2 separate regions of the Homo sapiens genome follow, and region 2 is linked to region 1. Evidence: chromatin loops called from intact Hi-C (ENCODE). Cell type or tissue: ascending aorta. All regions are shown on one strand. Each heading gives the region's core, and the rest is flanking DNA. Links, peaks and the distances in the headings are about the cores only. Region 1 overlaps LINC01811 (long intergenic non-protein coding RNA 1811). Region 2 overlaps LINC01811 (long intergenic non-protein coding RNA 1811).

Evidence for each region. Peaks named below come from ENCODE experiments on the same cell type or tissue, not always from the same donor. Only the 100,000 strongest peaks of a DNase experiment are listed, where the experiment ranks them.
Region 2: a loop joins it to region 1, with 5 times the contacts of the local background. A loop is called at or near these places in 4 of 110 quality-filtered maps.

What each region holds. Positions count from the first base shown.
Region 1 is chr3:34,200,157-34,209,319 of GRCh38, reverse strand. The region is part of intron 2 of LINC01811 (long intergenic non-protein coding RNA 1811); the gene reads right to left. Among named protein-coding and RNA genes, the nearest start is that of LINC01811, 45 kb to the right of the region's middle. In ascending aorta, for the core only: no CTCF peak of the experiment used is centred there; a DNase peak (open chromatin) is centred at 1,039; H3K27ac peaks cover 3,547 bases.
Region 2 is chr3:34,259,802-34,268,964 of GRCh38, reverse strand. The region is part of intron 2 of LINC01811 (long intergenic non-protein coding RNA 1811); the gene reads right to left. Among named protein-coding and RNA genes, the nearest start is that of LINC01811, 110 kb to the right of the region's middle. In ascending aorta, for the core only: a CTCF peak has its summit at 8,186 (motif pointing left); a DNase peak (open chromatin) is centred at 8,184; H3K27ac peaks cover 3,507 bases.

The DNA of each region.
Region 1 (9,163 bases), core at 409-8,408:
AGGCACTGTGCTAGATGCTGGATGATGAACAAACTAACCACTCCTCCCCTCAAGGACAGCCCCATGTAGTGTACGATTCAATGTCTTGAAGGGTGAATGGTCTTTTGTCTGATTGCAAGTCCCTGGTTAGTGTCACCTGCCTCAGTTCTTCCCATCACATCTGCTTTTGTATACAGGCTTCCTTCTTGGTATCTGAACTTACCCTCCTCCATGTCCTGTTTGTCTAACAGCTCTTGTCAACAACAGCTCCATTCCCTCAGGTCTCATTTAGAATCCTGGTCCCTAGCTCTAGGAAGCACTTTAGGTCTACATTAGAGATATAGTCATGCCGTCTTTCTAACCCTATTCAACCTCCTGAGAGAGTCACCTCCCACACACCTGCTGAATGGGCAAAGGGCACAGGATTCCACCCCCTTGTTATATCATATTGAATGTAAGGGGACCCCAAATAAGAGCTGGGCCAATCAGGTTCTTTCTTCCAAGAGTTTGGGATAGAACACACAGGTTGGTCTTTGAATACAGATCCTTGAGCATGCTATCCTGCGAGGTCTGAAAGGGCCTTTTTAGGCCTGAAACACTGAGTGTTGGAGAAAGCAGGTCCAAGGAAAGAAAGAAGACACTGAGGTAGATGTCAAGGGAGCACAGCACCTGGTAGAAAAACATATACTGAGCTGCTATTTTTGCAGCTCCTGCCTTTGTATTTTGGAAAATTTCCCCCATTTCCTTTCTTTTACTGAAATTTGCTTGAATGAGTTTCTCCTTCCTGCAAATAATGCTACTTGATTAACATAATCTTCAAGAGAAGTCTTACTGGACCTTAGGTGAGTCCATAAACTTACTAGAGATATCCTCTGTTTAGATCAAAACTGGGTCATTCTCTGAGCCTTGCACAAGTCAGATGCTGAATGAATAATTATTATTTCAACGAATGCAGAAATAAAAAGCTGCCCCAAAGGATCTTTCCTGGCTGCCAGAGAGTCATCATTTACCTGTCTGATACCCACAGTCACAACAAGGAAAGTGGTCACATGGGCCCATGCACAGCTTGGATTTTCTGTCTCAAACTTGTTCCAGTAGTCATTGAACACCTGTTTTCTTTGGCAGTCCTAGTTCCACTGAGCCATTGCAGTGGATATTAGAGTTCTTCCCTGTTCCCAGACTCTAATGAGTGATGGCTTTTGTGACAAGGAAAATACTCAGTGTTTCTCTTGAGTCCCATCAGTAGTCAGGGTTGTAAGGATAAAAACACCGAATCAAGCACAGACAGGCCACTAGTGAAGATTTAGTTCATGGTTAGCAGGAACAGATCTTCCCAAGCAGTTCTGGAAATGAGGTCAAACCCATTTGTTTCCACATGGTCCCAGACAACCAAAAAAGGAGAAAAATTTCAAAGGGTAATGGAAAAATTTCCAGGCATCATATGGTCATTCATCACATCTAACTGGCACCTTCATTCCTGAAATGCTGGATAAATCTCCCTTGGAAGTCAGCCATGTAACTGTCCTATATATGTGGACTTTATTTTTCAAAGTAAAGCAATAACTTTTTATTCAAGGATTCCTAAGCCATGTCCTCTAACCAAATTAAATATTCTTTCTCCACTGCAAGTCATTTATGTTATTAGCGGTATTATTTTTCTTTCTTGTATTATTCATTTAACAATATTTGTGGAGCACCTACTATTCACTGAGCTTCTTTTCTGGACACAGCAATAGAGTACTGAGCAAAACAGTCCCCTCCTTTCATGGAATATATATTCTAGTTGGGATTTGGGTGAGACAAATAATAAACAAAAAAAGAAGTAAATATATACAACATATATTACAGTATATATATATATAAAAATACACACACTGAATATATAATATATAATGGTGATTAGGGAGAAAAATAATTGAAAATTGTGGGGACACAGAGTTCCAGTGATGAGAGGTGTTTGCTATCATACATACAATACTCAAAGAAGGCCTCACTGAGCTTGTGACATTTAAGCAGAGAGCTGAAGGAATTGTGGAAGTTAACTGCCCATATCTGGGAAAATAACGTTCTGGGCAGAGAGAATGCAAGTACAATGGCTCTGAGGCAAGAAATGCTTGGTATGTCTCAGGAAAAGGAAGGAAAACAATGTCTCTAGATTGGAATGAGTGAAGGGAGGAGTATAGGACACGAGGTCAGAGAGGTGAACATAAATACTTGCTACTAGACTTCAAGTTCTAAAAAGTGAGGACCACATATTACTCATCTTTATACCCTCCCTAGCTCTTACTAAAGCAACTGGCACATAGAATGCTTTAATAAAATGTTCATTGTAGTTATAATGAATGCATAGTTTATTTATGTTTTATGTCATTTCTAGTGCATTCCTTTTATTACTATAAAGTAAATAAATTGGCCGGGCACAGTGGCTCACACCTGTAATCCCAGCACTTTGGGAGGTCGAGGCGGGCAGATCACCTGAGGTCAGGAGTTCAAGACCAGCCTGACCAACATGTCGAAAGCCCGTCTCTACTAAAAATATAAAAATTAGCTGGGCGTGGTGGTGCACACCTGTAATCCCAGCAACTTGGGAGGCAGAGGCAGGAGAATTGCTTGAATCTGGGAGTCAGAGGTTGCAGTGAGCCAAGATCACGCCACTGCACTCCAGCCTAGGTGACAAAAGCCAAACTCCTCAATAAAAATAAATAAATAAATTTAGTTTTCCTTTCTATTACTATTTAACTAGGTTTAATTTGGGAGTCAGTGGATGTAATTCTGTTAGATGGATGGGTGGGTGGGTGGGTGGGTGGGTGGATGGATGTGTGAATGGACCAACCGACTTAGATATACAGATGTCAGATTTGAGCAAAACCCTAGATCCTGGCCACGATTATACATCTGTATCCATGGCCAGGATCTAATGGGCCTCTCAATTTATCCTTAACTTGCTTATTTGCAATTTTATCCATCAAGTGATGCCACATGAGGAATTTTAAATATCCAGACTAAGTGAGAGAGATCATAGTTTGCTAAAGTGCCGCTGTCCCAAGCTCAAGAATGTTATGCTGTTATAAGCCCAGTTCTAGGCATCATTGTCTCAGTGGCCTTGAGACATTAGCAGTCTATCTCAGAGATTCAGACTTGTCTCCTGATTGTATCTCTTTTTCTCACTTCCTGGATGATTTACAATTACTTTCTGTCTATTCCAGCACAACACTAACAAGTAAGGGCTCAGCTGACTTAGTAGCACATGAAGTCCATGACAGCACTGCAAGCCATTGATATCCACTGGGTTCTGGATCAAGCTTTTGTTCCTTTTTTCATTTACCTGGTGCTAGTCAAGCCTGAGGCCACCCTTAACTAATATGGGACCAAATTAAATGCTAAATGAATAAATTAATGAGCAAGGCTTAGACCTCAGTCAGATCTTGCAAGAAGGAAAGAGAGACCATCCATTAAGTTGAAGTTCAACAAATTTTAACTTTGTTGTAAAATTTTTACTCTAGTATTTCAAGAAGTAAGCAATTGGTTCTTGGCACATACATGCAGTTGTTTCTTTTTTTTTTTTTTTTTTTGAGACGGAGTCTCGCTCTGTCACCCAGGCTAGAGTGCAGTGGCGCAATCTCAGCTCACTGCCAGCTCCGCCTCCTGGGTTCACGCCATTCTCCTGCCTCAGCCTCCTGAGCAGTTGGGACTACAGGCGCCCGCCACCACGCCCAGCTAACTTTTTGTATTTTTAGTAGAGACGGGGTTTCACCGTGTTAGCCAGGATGGTCTCCATCTCCTGACCTCGTGATCCGCCCATCTCGGCCTCCCAAAGCGCTAAGATTTACAGGCGTGAGTCACCGCGCCCAGCCAGGTGTTTCTATGAGGTTGGTAAACCCATTTTCCCATGTTATTATGACAGATCCGATGACATTAATTGATCTGTTTCACTAGAATGTGAGTTCTGATAAGGATGTCAGAGATAAATACAACACATTCTCCTTCAAATATACTTTGGAAATGCCTTGTCTGTCTCACATATGATATAAATTCTAATTGGTATCTTTCACCAAGTATTCATTTACACCATGCTGTTTATGGCAGAAATTCCCTATATACTGTAACTGTTGTCCAAATATAAGACTTCTCATGATAAATTTCTCTTGGCTTTGTATGCTAGAGAAAGTTTGTGTCTTCTGTGTAACGGTCTACATATTTTCATCTGACAATAACAACTAGACAAACCACTAGATTTCCCTTTTTCTGTCTTGTCTTCTAAGAATTTCAAAGTTTGAGCATTAAGCTCCATTTCATTACCCCTCACTCCAGATTCCTAGTATATATTCCTACTGCTGACACTGCATGATTTCTGATCTTCATTTAGCTTTATTTCAGCTCTGCCATTGTTATGAGCTTTACATTGAGGTTTGGAGAAATTTGAGGGATGCGTCCATGAGAAACAGGAAGAATATATATTAGCAAAGAGATATGTGACTTTACTGCTTTAAGAGATTTTAAAGTCATGTAGACTTGAACTAAAATATCAGCTTCAGTACTTGTTAAAAGTGTGAACCTGCTTGAGCAATTTGCTTAAATTAACTGAACTTTAGTTTCTAAGAATAAAATTTGGTGAGAATTAAGGTAAGATAATGCATAGAGAATGCTTAGAACCCCATCCAGCACTTTGTATTTGCTTAATAATATTTCTATGTGAACAAATAAAAGCCATTGAGAGACAACTTTATACAAATGATTAAACAAGGAGTGTTTCTTGAATATAATAGAGTAGCTAAAGGTTCAGACTTAGGAATCACGTTATGTGGGTTCAAACCCCCACTCCATTATTTGCTATCTATAACCTTAGGCAAGTTTCATTATGCTTCATTTCTTCATATTAATGACAATAAAAATAAAATCTACCTCATAGGGTTATTTTAAGGAGCCACACAGTATAGGTGCTTTAAAAAGTTTCCAGCACACATAAGCACATAATAAATGCTATTACCGCTGTAACTAGGTTGACTCTAGATTCAAACTAAATTTTTAGAGATTTCTACTCCATTTTGGCCTCAAGAAAAACTGCAAATAATAAATAATGAAAACTGAATAGGCCTGGGAAACAAAGATATTTTTCCTGGGTTTATTTTCACTTCCACATTGAGAGCTATATTGATAATAACTTTAGAGGTAAACATTTGTATGGAAGTAAATGTGCAACATAAGCCCAGGAAGGTACACACTGTAACTTTTCTATAACAGAAAGGAATTGTTGGGGATAGTGTATTTCTTTTGCACTTCTATGAGTTAAAAACCAAGTAAACTGATCATTATTGATTCCTTGTTTTTATTCATTTTACTCTTTGCAATATGTTTTCATATTTAGCCATATATTTTTGATCCTCAGAGTGAGCCAAATAAAAGGGCAGGACAAGTACAGTTATTGTCAATGATAAAGTGAAGAGTCAAGTGAAGTGACCATTCAGGGCCACCCAGCTAGCAAGTGACTGAGCTGGATTCAAAACCAGCTATCATCTTCTTTCCTCACACTACACATATTGCCCCAAGTCAGACTTCCACATTGGAACTGTTTCATCTGTTAAAAGAAAGGAAAAGAAAAAACTGATTCTGCAGTGACGAGTAGGACATCTAAACTGAAACCTCACCTTACCCCCCTCAGGAGACAGGGCCATTGGAAGGTCGGAGTGCCCCTTTCCTGTTGTTCCTCCTGCATCTGGATTCTGCACACAGCCCTGTCATCCCCAAGCTGTCCACTAAACACCGCCATCAGCAATAAAGGAGTTACCATTTAATCTCTGGTACTTAAAATGGAAAATTGAAGCATATAATCACAGGATTAGAAACAGCTGAATCTAGGGACTCTGAAAAACCCTTTAGAACAAGTTGCCAAATAGTTTTGCTCTTCGCCAAAATATCTTTCCTCTTTATTTAAACCTGAGTTGTAAGAGAAATGTAATTAAAACCATGATATTCTCTACTAAAATGAACAGCTTCTGCTGTCTAAGAAAAAAAGGAAAGACTCAAAAATATACCTGTGACTATTGTAGCTCCTGAGAGAAGGAAAAGCCCTCTTGAGTCATCCAGAGTCAGGCCACTTGGAAATTGACCATACACGTACGTTGGGAACTAGGCTGGTTATTAAGCTACTTTATCTTAGCACCGCCCACCCTCCTGTTCTCTGTTATATGATTTGGAGGCTGGACTCCACAAGCAAAATTTCTCCTTTGCCATCTGGTTTCCTGTTAGGCTCTGCCAATAAAGGGTATTAGAGGAAGACTGCAAACCTAGAGGATAGCAAAGGGATTTGCCCCTTGCTGTTTGCTTTCTGTGTCTGTCAATATCCCCTCAGCAATGGTTCTTCACCCTAGCAGCAGCATTTGGGTCTACGTCTTTTTTTTTCTCCGTATTTCCAGAATCAGCTTCACTGGAGTCCCAGCAGAGACACCAGCACCAGCCAGGTGGCACCTCCTGCTCCATGGTCTTGTTCTCAACTTTATGGAGCCCTTTATCCAAGCTTCTAGGTTCTACTCATCCACTCTACCCTTTGCTCCCCTGCTCTAATGGTGAAAGATATTTCCTGTAGTTTCTATATCTTTCTGCAGTTACAGTTTTCCAAACACCTGTTTAGCAATTCAATTCCCTATATTAAATTATTTCTGTTAAAATTACTGGTATGGTTTCTGTTTTCCTGATTGGACCCTGAGGGATACAGGATCTAACTTTATTTGTATTTCAGATATAGGTTGGAATGGTCACTTTTCCAAAACTTTTATTGATTTATTCATCCAAGAGAACATATTATATGTCTGACATTCTGCTAAGGACTGGGAAAAGAAATATAAGTATCTTCCACTAACTCAGTCCAACAAACCATAGGCATACCCAAATAAATACAATGCAATCTGATGTGCTAAAAGAGAGATATATAGAAATTGCTGTGGACTTTTTTAAAAATAAAGGAGTATGCTATAACAAAAGCATCTTAGAAAAAAAATTTTTTAAACAAAAAAGGAACAATTAATTTTGTTAAGGAGGATTCAAAGACAGATAACCATACTGAAAAGATTGAAAATGAAGGTTTTTAACACAGACACAGGGAGGAGAACAACACACACTGGGGCCTGTAGGGGAGAGGGGAGGGGGAAAGAGAGCATTATGAAAAATAGCTAATATATGTTTGGTTTAATACCTAGGTGATGTGTTGATAGGTGCAGCAAACCACCATGGCACATGTTTACCTATGTAATAAACCTGCACATCCTGCACATGTACCCTGGAACTTAAAATTTTTAAAAAAGAGAAAGAACAAAAGAAAAAGAAAAATATAAAAGAAAATGAAGGTTTTAAAGGGCCATGTGAATTTACTGTAGCAAAATAGTTTTAAAACAACTATTAGCACTCTCAATTTTCATTAATTATATCTATAATTTAAAAACTATTAAATCAATCTGGCCTGTTGAATCACTGCATAATTCTTCCAGGCATTAAGATTACATTAATTTGTAATACACCACCTTCCACAGGAGTTGTATTTCATATTTTATAACCCTCCCCAAAACACACACACACACACAAATGCTAAATTTGTTAACTTTCTTTTCAAGGAATGCACACTTTTACAACATGGATTACACAATTATAGAGCAAGCCCATGAAACCTAAAGTACATTCCATGATACATTACTTCACTGGGGGCATTAGTAGGTAGTCCATGAATAAAGGGCACAATATATAAATAACTTTGCGAAACGCTGGACTGAGCAGATAGTTTTACTTACTGCAGGATTTTTCAAAGCTTTTAGTATCCTAATATGTTTGTGAATCCCAAATTGCAGCCAGCCCTCCAGATCACATTTGCTTCATCTTTCATTTATCCATCATATCTAATCAGATATTTAAGTTCCCTCTAGCTTCTTCCTCTTCCTTCCTTCCTCCTCACTGTGACCAGCCAAGTCTTAGTCCTGGTCCTTTTAATCTACCAGCCTCCTACCTGACCACCTTGCCTTACTTCTCATCCCCCAAGTCAGTCTTCCATAACAGGGGTCAGAAAACTGCAACCCACAGACCAATGCCAAACAGTTCCCTGTTTATTCATAGTTGATAAGCTAAGAATATTTTTATATGGTTACATTTTAAACAGTTACATAAGCACCTAAATAGTATCCTCATTTTGTGTCTTTTTGCAAAGCCTAAAGTATGTACTATCTGGCTGTTTAAAAGAAAGTTTGCTGAGTCCTGCTTGACACCCCTGTCAGATGCATTTATCCTAAATCGCCTGTACTTTTTGTGGTTTCTTCTCACAAGTTATAATGGCTCCTGCTTGTTTAGCCTCAATGACAGAAAACCATGAACAAGGAAAATCCTCTCACTCACCAAGCAGGGAAGTGAGGTCCTTCTTTTGATTTTGGTAAAGAGAAAAATTGTTGTCCTCTGCTGACTCCAGTGCAAAATTAAGGTACACTAAAAGTATAGAAAGTCCCTTTCTGGGGATACAAAAATGTGCACCAGAGAGTGGTAAACAAAGCATGACCAATTTTGTCAAAGCAGAATTACCAAACAGGAAGCAGAAAGTACAGGCAGTGATGCACTGACAAATGTCTCACAGCTGGCTTTCCACTGAGATGCAGGAAAGATTTTAATACCCTAATTAGAGGTGAGAAGCCTCGATGTGTATCATTGCTAATTTCCATGGTGTAAATGCTCCCACCATGCTGGTTTCAAGTTACAAATAAGACACCATGGAACAGAGTTGGGAAGAGATACACTTAATGGGCTTTTACCCTAGTACAGCAGGAACAGAGCAGGAACCAAAGCAGGACCAAAAGAAGCAGGGTCCCATTTCTCTGGGCTTCTGCACCCTGATCACTCAGGAGAAAGGCCAAGCCACCTAGGATAGTGGTTAGAAATCAAGTCGACAGCCAATCCTTGAGACCAGCCTGAAGTTTGGGAAAGTATTTCATCTGCTCCCTTTATGATTTTTGCCTGGGGGCTGGGGAGGTCCACCTTGTTCCTATGCTGAAATTCCTTCAATTTTTTCCACAATGAAGAAAGTTCTTGAAAAGGAAAGCAAGGAAATACACTTATCCACCCCACAGGCCAAATGCCTGATGTCAGACCCTTTCCTTGGGTCTGAATTTGAGAACTATGTAAGAGAAGGCATCAGAAAGAGAAAATTAGAAGAAAG
Region 2 (9,163 bases), core at 376-8,375, 60 kb before region 1:
CTCAGGCTCAAAGGATCCTCCCACCTCAGCCTCCTGAGTAGTTGGGTCTACAGGTGCACAACACCATGCCCAGCTAATTAATTTTTAAATTTTATGTAGACACGAGGTCTCACTATATTGTCCAGGTTAGTCTCGAACTCCTATGCTCAAGCGATCCTCCCGCCTCAGCCTCCCAAAGTGCTGGGATTACAGGCAAGAGCCACCACGCCCAGCTGTTTTTTTAATCTTGATCTTTCTCTTTTGTGTTCTTGGTTTTCCTTAAACGTCTGGTGATTCTTGGTTGAGAGTTCATATTCATAAGAGCTAAATTTCCTTTGCATTCAGACAGTTCTGTTTCCTCAGCAGGCTTCCCTGTAATTGGGACAACTGAAGGCAGGCTTCTCGTGGGGGCAGGGCGGGGGGAATGTGGATGGAGATGGTTGCTGGTGACAAGCAGCCTTCCCTGTGGGGTGCATGTGTAGGGAGCTGTCTGCAGGCTGAGTCTTCATGTAAAGAGAGCTTGGATTTCATAACAGAATGCTTTCCTGGGTGAAATTGCTTCTTGGTGTCCTTGTTTCTCTCTTTCTAATGTTAATTCTGCTGAGTTCATTTCTGATCTGCTCAGCTTTTCTTCAGATCCCCCAAACTGCAGAAGGATACCTTCCTAGAAAGATCATACACATTTTCTTTAGACATTAGTTCCTGGATTTTGTTCTGCTCCTACCCTGACTCATATGCTCTGTGCATAAGGAAACATGAGATAAAGAGGGACACTCCCAGGAGACTCAGCTGTTCTAATTTCAGTGTTTTAAAAGCCAAGAACCCTGGTGATCACCCTACAGCCAGCAGTGTTTATTGGTTGGCTTTGACCTCAGAGCTTCTTCTGCTCCCTTATCCCTGGTGTTTCAGGCTGAAATTTCTCCCATTCCGTCAACTCTGTTAAACTGATCATACCTGTCTTTTATCATCCAGGATTTTCTTAAACTTACTCTTTTACTATTGGCTTCTGTCTTTGTCTTCCAGCACTATTGTGTTTAAATTATTGTTTTAAAAATCTCCCCTTGTCCTTTTAGGGGGCTTTTGGGAGACAGGAAAACTAGCTGTATCAGTCTGCCCTCTTAAATCTGAAACCAACTCTGCATTTTTATAGGTCACTCCAGTGGAGGTGAGTAGACTAAGTTGGAGAGGGACAAGAACAGCTTCAAGAAGGCATGATTATAATAATTCGGGCATGATAAGTCAGGTCCTTAGGTTAGAATGAGGGCAGTACAAATTTAGAAGAGTGGAAAGATTTAATAAAAATTATGGGAGTGAAATCAACAGGATTTGGTGAGGGATTACACATGGGAATTGAGAGTAAAGCTTCAAAATGACCCCTGAAGTCTGGAGAACCAGCAGAGAGAGACACAACATTAACTGAGAGGCACTTAATAGGGAATGTAGTAGTTACTGTTGCAGCTGTCACTTTATTATGAAGAGGTGACATTTTAATATATCAAAACATTCCTGATTATAACTTAAATATTCCATAAACTGAAAGGTACAAAATATTCAAGTTGAACCCAGTAGAACAGCTTTTGCATTTCCAGAGTCATCCTTGCTGATGAGATGCAACCAGGACTCACTAGAGATTTTACCAGTCAGGCTCAGAAAATAGGCAGCAATAAATGCCAGAAGGCTTAGACTTTGAATTGTGTCTTGGGCTACTAGACTGTTTAGACTACATCTCCTGAACAAGTTTTATGGTAACTTGTGTAAATTTTGAGAAATGGAACATCTTGGGTAAAAGTTTAATCTTTTTATTTCCTCTGGTGTACTCCAATATAATTAACTTCATGTCAATAAATGCTATACTTTTATAGCATACAAAATCTGGACTGTTATATTTTGATGCTCTTGGCACTCCATATGGAGGCGGTCTTCAAAGAAGATGCTAACATCTGATTTCAAGTGGGAAGGAAGAAATTAATAGTATATTTCCAGAAGCAAGAAAAAGTGAAAACTGAACTCAGAAGAGGTAGTCTCCAAGCCTGGAAGTCTTGGCCTCATCACCACATGCTCCATATCCCCCCTTCCTTGAATGCCTACCAGCTCCTTAGCTGCTGTGTGATCACAGCAGACTGAATGGTGACCTGAGGAAGAGTGATTCTACAGCAGCAAATGCCTTATGAAAGAAATGCTGAGCACACAAGGGCTATTTATAGAAAAATACTGGGGTTTATTTGCAGTATCTTGGTTGTAACAACACAAAATCGTATTGCAGAATAAGCCAAATCAAAAGACTGGACACATTTTGTTTTTGTGTTTGAATCTAGATTTCGAGCATCTAGGATGATTAAAGTACCTATAAAATTCCAGCCATATTATAGCATTGTTAGATCATATTTATGTCCTTTTCTTGGTCAGATTCCTGAGGAAAATGAATTCCAAGAGAGTCAGAGTACCTCAAAGAAGACATAGAAAAGAGATGAGACTTTACTGGCAGGGAAAAAAAAAAAGCATCAAGTGCTTGGTTGGGAGAAAGGAGGGAAGAAGGGAGGATGTTTAATAAATGGAGAAAGAAGTGCTCAAGACCAGGGCTGAGGCCCTGGAAAATGATACCCACCTTTCTCTCAGTACTTTATAAGCTTATAAAGCACTTTCACTGCAATAATTTTATCTTTGTTTTCTGGGACACACAAGAGAGGGTATATTATCTCCATTTTATGGGAAAATAAGACAGAGATTTTAAAGAAACATGCCAAGGGTTTCATAGCTGGCAGTTGAGGGAAGTCCCAGGACTCCAAAATCCCAGCTTTGTGTTCAGTTTTGTGCTATTGAAAGACTGCAGTCCTTCATAATTTTGTACAGGCTACAATCATTCAAGCAGGCCAATCAGCCTTCAGTCTTATTGATGTTATTCTCTGCTAAAGGATAAACCAATGATCTGTTTGGTTCAGTCCATCTAATTGAAAGTTGACTTTGCATAGATGGGGAGGCAGGGAGACAGTAATTTGAACTTCCAGCTAAAATGTTATGCTACATTTAAAATTGCTTTCTAATCACACTGTGTTGATTACCTCAAAGTAATGTCTACAAACTAATGAGACTCAGTGTAACATGAAATTCATAACCATTGATGTGGTAGTCAATGTGTCGTTTGTATATGCACATAATAGAAGGACACCTGGATTACCTTATCACCATCTGCCACACTGCTTTGGTTATGGTGTGTGTGAGAATGTTGATGATGGTGTACAGGTGAGAATGTGTTTGTGTATCTGTATAGATCTGTGTGAGTGTGTGAGGGGTGTTTCAATGTGCTACGAGGAAATCAATTTTGAATGTAGGACTGCCCTTCTCTAAAATGAAAAGGTGATACAAGAAAACAAAATAAGCATATAGCTTTGCTCAAATTCCCTGGAAGCAGAGTCTGACATAGGGATGCAGATGCATGAGATTTATGGAGGGGGTGATCTCAAGATGGGTATGGGAAGGAGCTGAGCAAGGCTGTGGTCTCAGCTGGAGATGAGCTTCAGGCTTATCCTACTAGGAGCTCTGGAGCATTAATTGCCTCAGCGTCCCACCTTGAAGCAAGAGGACAAGCTTTCTTTACCCCCATATCAGTCAGTCACTGGCTGTGGGCTCTGGGAAGTAGGAAGAGGGCATAACATCTTGGGCCAGGCACAGACAGCTCTTGCTTGACTGAGGGCCAATTTTCCGGAGAAGAGGGAGCCATAAGCCAGTAGCAGCCAATACTCACAGCAGGTGAGAAAAGACCCCAGTTCTCCCAAATTCCAGCTCTGTGCTCAGTTTTGTGCTCTTGAAAGACTGCAGTCCTTTTTACTGGGCACTGGCCCAGTAAAGGTGATCTGGCCAGAGCATTAATAGCATCCACTATGTATTGCATTTGTTTTTATTTTTTGAAAAGCAAACTCATCCAGAGAACAGTTTGTGTGTTCTGCATTTTTTGATCAGCAGCTATTACCCCAGGGGTTAGAAACCATTTTGATTATGAACCAGTATCAAGGCTACACAGGTTATATAGTCCACTGGTAGCTTCATGCTTTAGTAAAAATGGTCTGGGACAAAAGCTGGTGAAATCTGAGTATGATCTGTAGTCTAGTTAATTATATTGCGCCAATGTCTATTTCCTGATTTTGATAGTTTTGTAAGATGTTTCCACAGGGAGAAGCTGGGTGATGCAAAGACAGGAAGTCTTTGCACTATTTTTACAACTTCTTGTGAGTCTATAATTATTTCAAAATAAAAAGTTTTTTAAAAGTATAAAATCTTTTGAGTCTCGGTTTCAGCAGCAATGAGCTGAGCAATCCGTTAGAGTTTAGATAGAATACTTTGAGGAGAGCTATCATGATTTACTGGTCTCCATATTTTCTGTTCTGTCACAGGGCCTGGGCCATAAAAAAATATATATTATGAAAGAATAAATCACTCAGTGATTCAATTAATAAGTGAGTGAATAAATAGTTGACCTTCAACAGATTACTTAAGCTCCCTGAGCTTCAGCTTCTATATCTGTCTACGGGGTAATTGCAAGGATCAGATGTATTCACATACAAACAACGCTCTGTGCAATACAAAGTTGTTTTTGGTCAGGCACAGTGGCTCACACTTGTAATCCCAGCACTTCAGGGGGCTGAGGTGGGAGGATCACTTGAGGCCAGGAGTTCAAAACCAGTCTGAGCAACAAGCAAGACTCCGTCTCTATAAAAAATTTTTAAAAATTAGCCATGTGTGGTGGCACACACCTGTAGCCCCAGCTACTCAAGAGGCTAAGGTGAAAGGATCACATAAGCCCAAGAGTTTGAGGCTGCAGTGAGCTGTGATCATGCCACTGCCCTCCAGTCAGGGCAACAGAGTGACACCCTATCTCAAAAATAAATAAATGAATAAATAAGGAATTTGTTCTTTTTTGAGATGGAATCTCGCTCTGTTGCAACCTCTGCCTCCCCAGTTCAAGCGATTCTCCTGCCTCAGCCTCCTGAATAGCTGGGATTACAGACGCGCACTACCATGCCCGGCTGATTTTTGTATTTTTAGTAGAGATGGCGTTTCACCATGTTGGCTAGGCTGGTCTCGAACTCCTGACCTCAAGTGATCCGCCCACCTTGGCCTCCCAAAGTGCTGGGATTATAGGCGTGAGCCACCGTGCCCAGTCAATAAGTTGTTCTTTATATGATCAAAGAACAGGACAGGCTGGCAGGCTTAGAATCACCTGGGAAGAAGCTTAGAAATCCAGACTCTCAGGTCTAATTCAGAATATCTGGGATGAGGCCCCTGAATCTATAGTTTTAATTAGCTTATCCAAGTGACTGGTGATGCAGCCAAGCTTGGGATCTATTTATGGAGAAGAACCTAGTATGCTATTAAACTGCTAAGCTAGAGGGAAGCAAAGGAAAAAGGAGGAGAAAGAGAGAAGGAAAGAACTAGAAGGTGATGAGAGATGAGGTGACAGCTGCCAGCATCCTCTCCAGCCTTCCTGGTACAGATTGCTGCCAGGTCTGTAGCAGGCATGGAATTCACAAAGAGAACTGGTGAAGCAATTTGCAGCCCAGTTGTCTAGGAGCCCAGTAATTAAAGGATGTCGTGGACCCCTTTCACCGACCCCCGAACTTACCCAATATAAAGTGACTTAGATTTTGATTCCAGAAGAAGTTTTAAAAATATCAGGCAGTGCTGTTTCTATATATAAAAAGTCTGTCGTTAAGGAAACATGTCTCAAATAAAGCTCCTTTTAACAAAATAAAAGTCCTCTGCATTCACCAGCAACATTTCATAAAAAGAGAAGGAAACAAGCTGTGAGAAAGATGATAGCTCTGGGGGAAAAATAAAATGTGCATAACCTTTGTACCCAGATTAGCATGCCACTGCCACATTTCTAGAATCACCAAGCAAGTTTTTCCCTCCTTCTACCAGGCTCAAAATCAGAATTTCTTGTTTGCATCATAAAAAAGTGGGGATTAGCCTTTGAAAATGACATTTTCCTTATTTTATGTATTATAGGCACCTGGTAAATGGTCTTCACTAGCTGTCAGGGTCTTCTGGAATATGGATGTGTATATCTGTGTCTCTGTGTGTGTGTTTGTCTGCATCTGTGTGTCTGTGTGTGTGTGCCAAAGAATGGTTCTTTGACTACTCATAGAACGAGAAATATGGCAGTCCTCTCTCTCTCTGAGAAAATGATTTCTCTACCCCAGGACTAAGATGACCCTGGTTCCTTCCTTTTACACCCTGGGATGCCTATTGGTACCTGCAAGGATGTAGCAGAATAGCACTGGGCTTGGAATCAAAAGATCTGGATTTCAGGCTGTGTTTGCCGGTGGACAAATCACTCAGCCTTCTCATCCCTGCTTTGGGAAAATTTTACTTGTCTTGATCTCACAAGGAAGTCGTGAGGACACCATGAAGGTATAACTGTGTGCTTTGTAAACTCCAAAGCAGGATGCAAGTGTGTTATTTTTATTGCTGGATAAATTGTGTTTTACTGTCTCAAACACTTTTACCCTGAAGGGTTCTCATCCCCTGTGACAATTTGAGGAAACCTTCCCTGGGTGTCCCTAGGCATCATTAGCCATAGGATAACACGTATGGAAAATGTGCCAGGCACTATGCTGAGTGCTATGTTCATTTACCTCATTTACTTAAAACAGCCCCGAGATAGGTCTTGTGATCTCATCTTTCAGAGAGGAAACAGACTCAAGAAGGCTGGGTAACTGTTCCCAGGGTCACGTAGGCAGTAGGCAGATGAGAGAATAGTGATTCTTATTTCTGTGATTCCACAGCTGGTGCTGTCCCCATGAGGCATCATGGTCTGTGCTCATTGTCACCACTTTGTAAGGTACTTTCCTGAGGGCTTGTCTGCCTTCCCATGGCTCTTGCCTGGTTATTCTTAACCTTTGAAGGCTGAATCAACATATGTGCTCAATTAATTGTATTATCTCATTCAATGTGTGAGGAAGAGTGGATTTGTGGGCTGCCACAATGAGTCACTTTTCATTGCCATTTTCCACACTCTAGAATGCCCATAATGTGATGCAGAATTGTTTTCCCAATGCAGTCAAAATTCTCAAGTGTGTGTGTGTGTGTGTGTGTGTGTGTGTGTGTGTGTGTGTGCACGTGCGCATGCGCGCGCACGCGCTATCAGACTGATTGCTATGTTCATCAAGGTCATTGATTCTCTCATCTATCCAACAATTGACGTAAGATTCTAAAGAAGCACCCCTTTGTTCTAGAAATACAATTTTATAAGTCTGAAAAAGCCAGCATTTGCATGGTGTTAAACTTAAAAATCTCTGTAATCAATGCTAATTTGACATGATGAAATGCAGCACTTTCCATCTCAAAGCTCTTTGCAAAAATTAATTACCAATTAATCTAAAACTTTAGAGCATTATTTATTATCTGTACACTCAGAACTTGAAAATATTTACATTTCAAAGCATGACATGTAAAACTATTCTATTATGTTTTAAAGTGGAAAAAAAAGTTCAAATTCTCAGAAAAGGACAAATCACAAGTACATCAGTGAAATCAAACTACCAGATTATTCTGAGAACTGTTAATATCTCCCTGGAAAATGCTATACAAATATCCAGTTGGAATCTTGCTGAAGGCATTTCTCTGAAGTAATAATGCTAATCAGTCTAGAGCAGTGAACTCTGACATGAGACAGTGAGCTGCTCTGCCCTTCCTTTCAGAATCCAAGGGGTTTTATTCATAGCTACTCCCTGAAATAGTGCTTGGTGGAAAGGAGGCAAATTGGATTGTCTCAACAGATAAATGAATCATTACATCAGAATGAGGGGGCGGTAGGGCAGGAGGAAAAAGAGAAATGGAAGGATGGGAGGGAAGGAGCAAGGAAAGGGAAGAAAAGAAAGAAGTAAGAAAAGAAGGGAGAAAAGGAGGAAAGAAAAGGAGGAAGAAGGGAAGAAGGGGGGACAAAGGGAGAGAAGGAAGGCAGGAAGGAGGGAAGGCAGGAAGGCAGGTTGCATAGAGTTGGTTTGAGATTAAAGGTACAATGCTTAATACTCTTAAAAGCAGGGACCATTTCTGCAGAAGAAATATGAACTGCAAAGACTTACTAGGTCTTAACTTTCATTTTAAGATATTAAAAGTAAACTCTTTTCCAAGACAACAAAATAAGTCTGTGGACTTCTGCCTCATCCAAAACAAGCCTCTCTTTAGCCCCACCTGGTGGCCCTTCTCCCTTCAAACTGTAAGTTAGGCTATGAGCTATAAAAATTTGCAGAAAATCCATGTACAACAACCCTAGGCTTGAGGCACACAATTACCTGGGAAGATTTTTCTAGAAACTGATCAGAGAGCATATTTGTCCACAATTCAGCTATCTCTCTGTTGCTCCCTCCATTCCTCCCTCACCACCTCCCTGTGCTACAAATTGTGGTTACAATTTATTTCGAAGCTGACAACAGAGCTAAAAGCCCAGATGACACCCCTAACACCTCCTTATGGGAAGGTGGTGCAGTCTGAGCAGGCATGAATTCATAGCACAGTGGGAACAAGTCTGTCATACCCAGGCTGTGAAAAATCCTCTGAATTTCCACAACGGAGGGAAGCAAACTGGCTGAACAGAGGCATAAAATGGACTTTGAAAGAAGAAGGTGCATCCTAGCTCTGAGATGGAGTACTGGGACAGCTTTCAGGGAGGATGTGTCTTAGCAATAGTAGCTCATGTGTTATTAGGGGCTTTCTTAGGTAGACATATTGATTGATTAATATTTACCCACAGGATCTGTACTGCAGTTAGGAGAAAGAATGGAGAAATTCACAGAGTTTCAAAGGTGCCATTCCTTCCGGAAACATCAATACCTTAAACTGTGTAACCCTGGACCTCTAGAGGGTCCCAGGTCTCGGAGGACAAGGTGAGGGTATGACTGCTGGCTATAAAAAGCTTGCCAGCTTCACCATGAACTTCCACACTGTTGCCCAGCCTCTATGTCCCTGGCCAGCTGACCCTGCAGGCCTGCTTCTCTTTGTACTAAAGCTCTGTCAGCAACACTTCTGTGCAGAGGGAGCTGGCACAGCAGCGAGCTGACAAATATCATTTTAAATTAAATAGTATATTTTAAAATGTGTTTCACATGTTAAAGGCACAGATGGTGAGGTGTCCATGCCTTAGGAGACAGCTGTGCTGAGGAGAAAACAGGTGTGGATTGCGGTTCAT